Regions from separate parts of the Mus musculus genome. Here all the other regions are linked to region 2. The links are chromatin contacts, found by Hi-C or POLR2A ChIA-PET in ENCODE. All regions are on one chromosome and are shown on one strand. Each heading gives the region's core, a stretch centred on a gene start or an enhancer-like site at or near the end of the contact. The rest is flanking DNA. Distances are from core to core; before and after follow the strand shown.

Region 1 (3,317 bases), core at 626-3,125, 160 kb before region 2:
CTCTGGAGTCACCCACTTCACTCTGCTCATCGACAGGCCTGGAACACACAGGCGGAAGCCATCGGGTGGAAGATTCCATAGCTGTATGTGTAAGGCCTAGGAGAATTGAGGTCTCCACGCCATAGAGAGAGGGAGGACCAGGCAGGCAGTCCTGAAGATCACTGGAAGGATGACTCCCTCATCTGCCACTGGAGGGCTGCGAGCCATGATTGCTTGCCTAGATTGCAGGATTGCAGGCTGCAGACAACCCAGCAATGCTAGAGGCCTGGAGTGTATGGTGGGAGAGCGAAAGAGCTATCAGAAGGGTCGATCTTAGAGTCAGGTAGCCCTGGATTCCCACCCTTTGCCACTGGATATTCCAAGGTACATTCTCAAGCGCTCACATGTCTCTCTGAGTCTTAGTTCCCTCACCTGTATAGTTAATAGATTAATATCTACATCAAGAGCCATGAGGAAGTCAAGTAGACAGGTGTCTGTGAACACCGCTTGGTTTTCCATGCAGAGGGCATTTTCAGACTCCCACGGGAAAGCTTTGAAACCTTCTCAGTGGCTTATGCTTGTTCATCTGACTTGGCATGCTTTTTAGGTCTGCAGTTGTGTTGGTGCCGGGGATACAGACAGAAGACGCCCTTTAGTAGGAGATGGGGGATGTGTGGCGTGTCTTATGATGCTGCATGACAGAGGCATTTCTAGGGAGGATGTAGAGGAGGCAAAGGACCCTCAAAGAAGAGAGCTTATCCAGACTTGGAGGTGGGACACTGGATATTTTAAAAAGCTGGATTTCTAGGCTGAGATTTGAAGGAGAAGCTAAGAGTTAGCCAGGTAAAAGAACAGGGAAGGGAGGTGTCTAAGCTAGTGGCTGTTCAGGTCAGGAAATGAGAGCCATGAGGGATTTGAAGGAACTCTAGGTGAGAGTACAAAGCAGGAGGGAGGGAAGGATGAAGGGAGGGAGGGAGGGAGGGAGGGAGGGAGGGAGGGAGGGAGGGAGGGAGGGAGGGAGAGAGAGAGAGAGAGAGAGAGAGAGAGAGAGAGAGAGAGAGAGAGAGAGAGAGAGAGAGAGAGACTGGGGCTGGGGCTGGGGCTGGGGCTGGGGCTGGGGCTGGGGCTGGGGCTGCCAGGTAGTGGATTTGTCCCCATCAGTGTGGAGGGCACATTTTCTGCCTTAGGAGAGAGGCGGCTGGCCTGCAGCCCAGCTCTAGGCTGATTTACAGGCATCTGGTGCCAAGAGTGGCCATGCCACCTGCTCTTAAATCCAAGGCACGTAAGGCTCTGTGCCTTTGTCCAATGTTAACATGAGCTTAGAGGAGACGCTTCCCCTGGGACGAGTGAGCTCTGCCCCAGCCTGCACTTCACAGCAGACGCAGAGAAGTTGCAGGCATGGAAGCTGCTCTTGCCATCTCTCCTCTCTCTTCTTGCCTTCTGGTCCTGGCACCTGTCACAATCTGATGTCCTCGCTCCTCTAGGTTTGACAGGCTAGCAGGTGCCTGCCATAATTCCCCACTTACCTTCAGATAGATAATTTTTTTTGAGGAGACAAAAAAACCAAACCAAACCAAACTAAACTAAACAAACCACCAAACCCATAAACCAATCTATGAGATTTCCCGGGAGCTGTTTACCTAGTAGGGGTAAAACCCCTTCCAGTGCCCAGGTAGGGGCAGGTTGAAGTTGAATAGCAGGAAAAGCCCGAAGAGAATCATCGTCTCTCTTGTGTCTGACCCTGACCCCTCCCATCTTTTCTTCTTTGCTTTTGTCTCTGGCTTCTGCTTGGCTGGCATCCCCTTCTCTGGGAATATCCCTGTGACCCCTAGCTTCACATCCAGTTCTCAGCTGCTTTTGCAGTTGTTTCTTGTGTCCAACTGCAGTTGTTGATTAACATGTCTGCCTCCCCATGGCACACCAAGTTGAAGTTCAGCAGCCGTGAGTGGTACCAGTGTGCTCGTCCTGTGCCAGGTTCTGAATGGGTCAGGAGGGACTGGAGAAAGTCCTGGGGTGGCCTCCAGTTCGCTGAGGCACAGACTAATGAGGCTTCCCTCCCACTGGTAGTAGGGAGGGGCCAGCATTTTGTTTAGTTGAGTTTACCCAGAAATTACAGTGCTCGTCATAAAGTATGTCCTCAATAAGTAAATATTGACTGAATAGTTTTGCACTATAAATGTATTTTTCAGGTTTCCAAAAAAAAAAAAAAAAAAGGAAAGCGAGAGTGCTTCAGAAAGTGACTCAGCAGCGAGGCTTTGCCAGCTGCACTTCTGGGGGCCCTCCGTGGGAATCTCCCATTTCTCACAGGCACGAGCACTGCAGCAGAGGGCAGGGGATTGTGGGAAGGAGAAGGTGGCTTGTGGAATAGGAGACTGCCTCTTGGCTAGGGAGTTGGGAAGGTTGAAACCGGAGGGCTGGGGTTTGGAATCGAGAGTTATGTTCTCATTCTGTGGACACTGACCAGATGACAACTATGCTATCCTTCATCGCTTGTGACAAAGCATAGTAAGGTACATGGTATCTTATCCCAGTGGCGACTGGTTTGCAGAATACTGGCTACTGAATTATTGTCTCTTAAAAGTACATGGAGCACGGCCCACAGAAGCTGGGAATTTGTTCAAGCCATACCTAACTACTAGGTGAAAAATGGGGATAGAAGCCTTGGACACTATGTTGGCCAACTCCACACACTGTGTACTTAGAATCGTATCCCCTTCCTTCCTTCCTCCCTCCCTTCCTTCCTTCCTTCCTTCCTTCCTTCCTTCCTTCCTTCCTTCCTTCCTTCCTTCCTTTCTTTCTTTCTTTCTTTCTTTCTTTCTTTCTTTCTTTCTTTCTTTCTTTCTTTCTTTCTTTCTTTCTTTTTGGTTTTTTTCGAGACAGGGTTTCTCTGTATAGTCCTGGCTGTCCTGGGACTCACTTTGTAGACCAGGCTGGCCTCGAACTCAGAAATCTGCCTACCTCCGTATCCTCTTTCTTAATACGATGTTATCATGAGAGGTAGATAGGATGTGCTTTATACTGAATCTGTAAGAAAGATGAGTATCTTTTCAATCATTTAGCCATCTCTGTTAGTTACTGTTTTGGTTGTTTGCCAAATAACCTGACAAGAAACACCATTAGGGAGAGAGGACTCATTTTGGCTTACTGTTTGAAGGGTTGGGATCCATCATGGTGAGAAAGGCATGATAGTCATACTGCACCTGTAGTCAGGAATCAAAGAATGGACCAGAAGTCCTGCCCTCAGTGACTCAATTCTTCCAGCAAGGCTCTAATTTCTAAACATGCCATAGCCTTTCAAAACATCACCACCAGCTGGGGACCAGGTTTTCAAGCACATG
Region 2 (3,720 bases), core at 788-3,287:
CAAGATATTTATTCCTCTTGGCCGTCATCCAAATGCGTTTTGACATTACTGCCCTGGGTCTGAACCGCTTAAACTGGAGGCTCTTAGAAACAGAAAATCACCTTTTGACTTAAGTCTCCAGGAGCGCTCAGCCTCTCTTCACTTCCATGGCATTAAATTCTGCTCTACTCTTAGAGCAGCCAAAAAACCGAGAGAGTATGTTTTAAGAGAATTGTTGTGGGAAGTCCAAGAGCTTAGAGGGTCACAGAGAGGCATTCCAGTCTCCTATATCCTGCTTCAACAGGGAGCTGGCCTGAAAATTGAGGAGCTGTTCACTTCCAGAAAGAAAGAGATCTTCAGAGAGCAGCAAATGGAGAACGCTGGGCTTTAAAGGACAGTGATGCCTGGGGCCCCAGCTGAGCCTTGACTCTGAAGAGGGAGGGGTGTTTCCTCCTCCTCCCCGCCCCCAACAAAAGGCCTTCGCGGAACAGTGGAACACAGAGACCCCACTAGCTTTGAAGCCAATCAATCAGGTGGAAGTCTGGGCAAATCACGACTTGGCTGCCGCGACAGGTCTCCTCCACCCACCCCGTTGGATAAGCTCTCCTCATCCTCCTCCACCACCTTCAGAGCACAGTACAGCTAGGGGGCCAAAGGGACGTTCCTGTGATGCTCCTGTTTTCCAACTTTCCGAGCTTGTTGGTCTCCTGCAAAGCTGCTAGGGAAAGGGCAAGTTTGCAAAGCTCAGGATCCCAAGTCCTGGGGGAAGCCACAAAGACGCTCCAACGCCAGCCAGCAATGCTTAACCTCTTGTGGGGCAGACTGGAAAACGCCACGGCCACTTAGGCGGGAGACCCGGGTTCCGGCTGGTCCCGGCAGGCCAGGGACAGCAGGGCCCCCGGGGTCCGCGCGTCCCCCGCATCCCCCTCCCCGCGCACCTGAGCGGGGCGTGGGCACAGCGCCGCACTCAGGCCCTGCCCGCAGGTCCCTCGCCCGCCGCCCGCGCCGCGCTGCGCGCCGGCCGCCTGCAGCCACCGGGAGCGACGCGAGGAGAGGCAGCCTCAACACGGCGTCATGCTTCCTGCCACCACATTACGGCGAATCGTCACCAGGAGAGGGGAGCAGAGGGGAGAGCGGGGGAGGGAGGGGTGCAGCCACACGCAGCCCCCAGGCTTCCAAAAAGCGCCGAGACGGGGCCACGTCCCGGTGGAGTCCCCGCGGGACCTGCCCGGTTTGCACAAAGCGCCGCAGTTTGGCCAAGAAGGCAGGAAGCCGGCCACAAAATAAATAAATAAAAAACAGAGTCGAGTCTACGTAACGCCCTGTCGAAAGCGGACGCCATATTTTTTTGTGGCTTATGTCGACATAGGGAAACGTAGACATGTTTTTCCTCCTCCTCCTCGGTCTGGCTTCCATTTATCCAAACTTGTAATCAAAACTATTTCATAAAAAAAAAAAAAATCTCCGTACTCCTCTCCCCGAAACCGCGGATTTCCTCCCACCCTCAAAAAAAAAAAAAAAAAAAGAAGAAAAAAAAAGCCTGAACACCCCCCTCCCGCGCACCCCCATTCCTAACCCGGCCAAGTCCCATTAACAACACATTTTCGGGAGCGGCGGCGGCGGTGGGAAAGTTGGGCTGGAGTGGCGGGCGCCCGGCGTGTCGGGCTCCGGGCTGGCGGTGCCCGCTGCGGGTGCTCCGCGCCGGGGCGAAGTTTCTTACCTGCGCCGGGGCTGCGAACGCGGGGACCCGGGCTGGGAACGCGGAGACGAGGCACGGGCGTTCCAAAATGGAACTCTGCTGGCTCCCCCCACCCACTCCCCACTCCCCACCCGGCGCCCGACTCGGGCTCCGTGGGAAAGAGGTGGTGGTGGGGGAAAGCCAGCCTGGCAGACAGACAGACAGACAGATAGACAGAAAAAAGCCCCGGTACGGAGAACGGTTGATCGAATTTTTTAAAAGAAAAAAAAAAAGAAAAGAAAAAGAAAAAAAAAAGAAAAGAAAAAAGAAAAAAAGGGGGAAAATGCCTCGATCAGTGGGGAATCTACGCCAAAACCCACATGATCTGTAACGTCAGCATGCGTATTTGCATACGATACCACCACCGGAGCTGCCACCCGGGCTCGGGTTCCGCAGAAAGTTACAAAGTGAAATTCAGGCCCCCCCGCAGACTTCGGCAAAATGTCATTTTTAGGAGGGAGTTGCTGGTGGGGGGAGGCTGCCCCTAAAGGCTCAGATGAGTGGTCATCCCGGGTGTTGGGGGGGGGGGAGTGCTTAAAAGTCTGAGTCCAGTAACGGACTCATTGGAATTTTTGCGGGAAGAGGTGGGGGAGGCGCAAGCGAGATCATTGACTATTGAGCACGACCCGGCGCGCTGCCGCGGCCAAACCCTCTCGGTGCAATACCCATTTTCTTTATGAAAAGTTCAAGGTGTCACTGATGAGCTCAACAAACTGTTGATCCTCACCACGTGGAGTGGCGGACCGTGAGACCGCAGGGCGCTAGGGCTTGCCCGGCGCCAGCAACACCCCAGACTCCAGGTCCTTCTGCAGTGCGTGGGGGCAGAACGCGGGTGGGGTCGTCACGCGCCCTGGGCTCTGCTTGAGTTTCGCCCGCCTTCTGGCAAAAGAAAATAACAACATACTTTAAAACTTTTTTCTTTCTTTTTTTTTTTTTTTTAAATCGAGATGCGTTTTACTCCCGGAATAGTAATGAGAGGGCTTGGGAATAGGGCGGGGAAGAAGGCGCCCCACTTACATAACCACTTGAAGTTAGATCACTTTTGCTGGGGATTTCCGCTTGCGCCTGAGCTCAGTCTGGTTAAAGATCTTCAAACTTTTTCCCTCCAAACCCATAAACAAACAAAGACACCCGGGGAGCTGACTCAAACTTGTGTGGCCCGAATTCACAGCGATTCTCAGCTTCGGGAAAATGCACACGCCTGCAGCGCGCACACTGGAGTCCCCCAGAAGCGAGACGGGTCATTTTCGGAGCTGGGACAGCCGCGTTCCCGGCGAGAGGGGTCTCCAAACGAGCCCTCCATCTGCGTGCGTGCGTGTGTGTGTGTGTGTGTGTGTGTGTGTGTGTGTGTGTGTGTGTGGTGTCTGCCCTTTGCAGCCCTGGGAACCGTGAACTAGAGACCCGGCTGCTGTGCTCCGGCGATCACGCAAGGTTAAAATTCTCTAAGGGAGCATCCGAGGGAAGATGACGGACCTAGCAACCTGTCAGCGTTGTGCATTCTTGCTCTCAGAGACCCTTTCCCCCTTCGCAGATTCTGGGGGCGTTTGGGAATTTGTTGGGTGTGAGCGCTCTTGGAGCCCACCGTAGGGGGTGGAGGCTAACTCTGGGACCCAGATTTGACACTAGGAGTTACTGGAGAAAACAGAGGGCTTGGGACTTGAAGACTGCGGAATTGCCTCCCATCCTGCGGATTAGCAGGCGCATCGCATTCCGGCTTCCCAGCCAGCTCTGCTCCGGGGAATTAGAACGAACTCTAGCGGCCGCTTGCGACTCCGCTCGGGGCGCCAGGACAGCAACAGGTGGCTGTGTACTGCGGGGTGGCCAATGGCGATGACTTAGTCTAGAGGAAGACTGGTTTTGGGGGCTGATGGATGGTCACGGCTCTAGGGAGCCTCTGCTGGCATTTTTCTTTCGTATTAGGTTTTTTTTTTTTCTATTTAAGATTAAATCAGCGCGCATGCTAAATTTCTTACTTGCCTTCCAGCTTTAGTTGGGTTATTGCT
Region 3 (3,407 bases), core at 476-2,975, 220 kb before region 2:
TCTTTGCATCGTGGCCCACATCTGGAACCCCAGTGACGGGGCGTTGGAAACATAGACAGTTCCCTGGAGCTAAAGAGATGAGCACTAAGTTCAGTCAGAGTCTATGTCTCAAAAACTAAGGTGAAGAGCACTTAAGGAAGATGCCGATGCTAATCTCTGGGCTTTACAAGCATACCTGCATATACACACATCAACACATACATACATACATACATACATACACATACACATGCACACACACATACACATGCACATGCACACACACACACACACATACATACACACATCAACACACACATGCATACACACACACATATATACATACATACACACATCAACACACACACACACACGTTTTTTATTCTCCTGATATAACTGTCATCCTGGAGGCTTACTGCCTTTTGTTTCTTAACCTAGGCCTAGTCCCCAAAGCTTCTAGCCTCCGGACAACCTAATCTAAACCTAGAATGTTCTCAACCTCTGAGACTTACTGCTGAGTAAGCTCACCCTTTTTAGTTCTTTCTGAGCTCTGCTGGCTGGTTCAACTTAGCTGTCCTGGCTCAAAACTGCTTTCCGAGCTGAAAGGAAAACGCCGAAGAATCTCCACTATTGACAAGATTGTTTATTCAATAGGTCAACGGGTGAATAGCACTGATAAAGGGTGGACAGCCACCAGAAACCACAGTGGCTGGCTGGCTAGTCAAATAAGTGGCTGATCCACTTATAACTGCTTTCAGCTTACAAAAACACTTAGTCTGATTTCTAGGGAAGCAACTAAAAGATAAATAGAAAAGTCTCTTGAGAAACAAACCTCGAGGTATGAACCCAAGTGATACTATGCAGTCCACGCAAACGTAGGTAATCAGAAACACCAAGATCGCTTAGGCAGGCACCATGGGAACCAAAACAAATGGGGGAGGGGGCAAAGACTCCCACTGACGTCACACAAGAGGCTGCGTGTTAAACCCGCTACTCCAAACAGAATAAAAGGAAGCACAGGCGGGTAAAAGTCCCCGCACCAATGACAGGCCCTGCAACACTCACTGCAGAACTTAAGTTTGTTCCAGCGTTGTTCCATAGTGAAAAGCGTGCTTGGCCCACACTAGGCTCTCAACATTACAGGTGTGCAATGTAATGAATGACTTAAGGATGGAGAGCATCGGCTTTTGGAAAGGTAGATGTGCATTGCTTTCTTTGCTCCCATCACCTCCTGGAGTTTTTTTTCCCCCCAACTGGAATAGACATTAATAAATCAAAGCAGGTGGAGTCCTGGCACTCAGCTGAACTGCAAATTCTTTTGCACAAGTCGTAGAGCCTTCTCCTGCCTGCCTCTCACCGTGACCAGGGACCAGATTCTGGGACAACTGCAATCTACGGTTTCCGGAGCTACTTGCTCCTCCTGAGGTCCCAACCCAGGGATGCAGCGCACGGCCAGAGTCAGAATCCCCGGGCCAGCATTCCTCCTCCACGCTTCCCACTTCAGTCTCCCGCAGACCCGCCCCCTCGTCGGTCTCCACAGCCCGCGGCCTCACCCGTCGTGAGTGGCTGGCGATGGCTTGCGGTGCCATATCTTGCCGCTCTCCTTGTTGCCCAGGTCAGTGCTCTGCATGTCGAACCCCGACCCCTACCCCGACTCCGATCCGCGGCTGACCCGGTGAGGGTAACCGTCCCGAGAGCTACCCAGCAGTCCCCGCGCGCCCAACCCGGGAAATTCGAGCGGCCGCCGCGGGGTCTCCGCCCCCAAGGACTGTGCCAATCACGCGGGGGACGCCCCTTCTAGTTACAACCAATCAGGACGGGGATCCGCCCACCTCCGCTCTTGTGGTCCCTCCACTCTGGACAATGGAAACAACCAACGGCTTCTCTCTAGACTCCACCCCTTTTCTGAGGCTTCTAATTCTGCGACCCAAAGGCTTCAGGGAGTTGTAGTTTTCTGAAAACCAAGTCTGGGACTTCAATTCTCTGACACCTATAGGCTCAAACAGACACCAAAAGTGTTTTTCTCCTGAGAGCTTGCTGCCTCCTGCATTTCGTTCTCTATTGCGTTTAGAATAAGAGATTTATAGAAATAACAAAGATGCAAAAGACAAGTTCGTTGAGAAATGGAGGAGTTCCTTTCCTAGAACTTACAGGCACGGCAGAACTCCACAGACCTAAATGAATTCCGCTTTGTTTGGTTTGTTTTTGTTTATTTTTTGCCATACTCATCACGCTTTAATTGCGTAAATTTACAAGATGCTCCCACATTATGGTTTGCAACCCACTCCTCATAATCTAGAAAAGTAAAAAAACGTCAAGAACCAGCTGCACTGGCATCGGAAATCTTTTTCACTTAGCAAAATTCACTCAGTGTTTCTTTAGTGCTTACTACGTGTGGCTGTCCCGCGTGCTTAACAGGCCAACGCACTTAATTCACAGAGAAGCAATTTAGATAATACTTTTAACTCCACTTCAGTGATGTATGAAGTTGCAAGTCGATTTCTAATGAAATCGGTCCACGTTTGGCGTATAAAACAGAAATAATGCCAGGTAGTAGTGGCACACGTCTTCAATCCCAGTACTTGGGAGGCAGAAGCAGGCAGATCTTATGAGGTCAGGCTAGCCTGGTCTACAGAACTAGTTCCAGGATTGCCAGAGTTACACAAAGAAACCCTGTTTCGAAAAACCAAAAACCAAATGAAAAGACCAGAAATGTATTCTCTCAACATTCCGTGTCAACAGAGTCTGGCAACAAAGATTTTCTTCTTTGTCTGGGATAGCCACCTTTTGTTTGTTGCAAATATCTCTTTACTTTTCTCATATATGAAAATAAATGAAAAATCTTAAAGTAAAAATTAAATGAGGTTTTCAAAAGAGAGTGTAAATATTTTTAAGGGAACACGACTTGAGTTCACCACACTGCTAGGAAAGGACCTTTCTCTCCTGATCGGTTTTGAGCTGTAGTCATCTGATGTGTGTATGACTCCTGAGACTTAAGGTGTGTATCCAGACATAGTCAGGCTCTGCCAAAGACTTATCCGATGTGTATGTATGTCTTTCCTTCTTGTTGTTAATGAGGCATGTAATGGTACTTGGTTTATTTATTTATTTATTTGTAATGACACTTGTAACATAGCCTCTGCCCTTTGTCAGCTTCAGTAAGCTTCTTACAACTGCTCCCTCATTAACATAGATCAGCCGCACTTCTGACCCACACCTGCTTCTGTCTCCTGTTCCCTTTGGGGCACTCATGCAAGGCTATTTGAGTCGGTATCTCACAAGGTTCTCTCTAAGTCTCAGAGCTTGACTTGCCATTTACTATGGACAGTTACAGTTGGATTTAGGGTTCACAAGAATAGTCCAGAATGATATTCTTAGATGAAACTCAACTTAAAAAAAAAGATTTATTTATTATTATATGTAAGTAC

The links. Hi-C counts contacts between places; a loop is a spot of excess contacts on that map. ChIA-PET counts read pairs that join two places held with the same protein, here RNA polymerase II (POLR2A).
Region 1: a map of gastrocnemius shows a loop between it and region 2 (2.3-fold over the local background). The contact joins the enhancer-like site here to the promoter of Zhx2 in region 2. A Hi-C loop is called at or near these places in 1 of 37 maps with a recorded cell type or tissue (gastrocnemius). POLR2A ChIA-PET finds 5 or more read pairs at or near these places in 1 of 5 experiments (Patski).
Region 3: a map of heart shows a loop between it and region 2 (2.4-fold over the local background). The contact joins the promoter of Tbc1d31 here to the promoter of Zhx2 in region 2. A Hi-C loop is called at or near these places in 1 of 37 maps with a recorded cell type or tissue (heart). POLR2A ChIA-PET finds 5 or more read pairs at or near these places in 1 of 5 experiments (Patski).

Annotation. Positions count from the first base shown.
Region 1 is chr15:57,852,548-57,855,864 of GRCm38, reverse strand. No RefSeq gene overlaps it. Among named protein-coding and RNA genes, the nearest start is that of Derl1, 38 kb to the left of the region's middle. Within about 2 kb of position 1,875, at least 2 of the 3 ENCODE cell types and tissues checked have a DNase peak (open chromatin) inside an H3K27ac peak, as active enhancers do; they include gastrocnemius, where a contact is called at or near this core.
Region 2 is chr15:57,692,984-57,696,703 of GRCm38, reverse strand. It overlaps Zhx2 (zinc fingers and homeoboxes 2), which reads right to left and starts at 2,037. Exons shown (of 4, transcript NM_199449.2): 1 at 1,700-2,037.
Region 3 is chr15:57,910,517-57,913,923 of GRCm38, reverse strand. It overlaps Tbc1d31 (TBC1 domain family, member 31), which reads right to left and starts at 1,725. Exons shown (of 21, transcript NM_001081396.2): 1 at 1,533-1,725. The coding sequence starts at 1,609.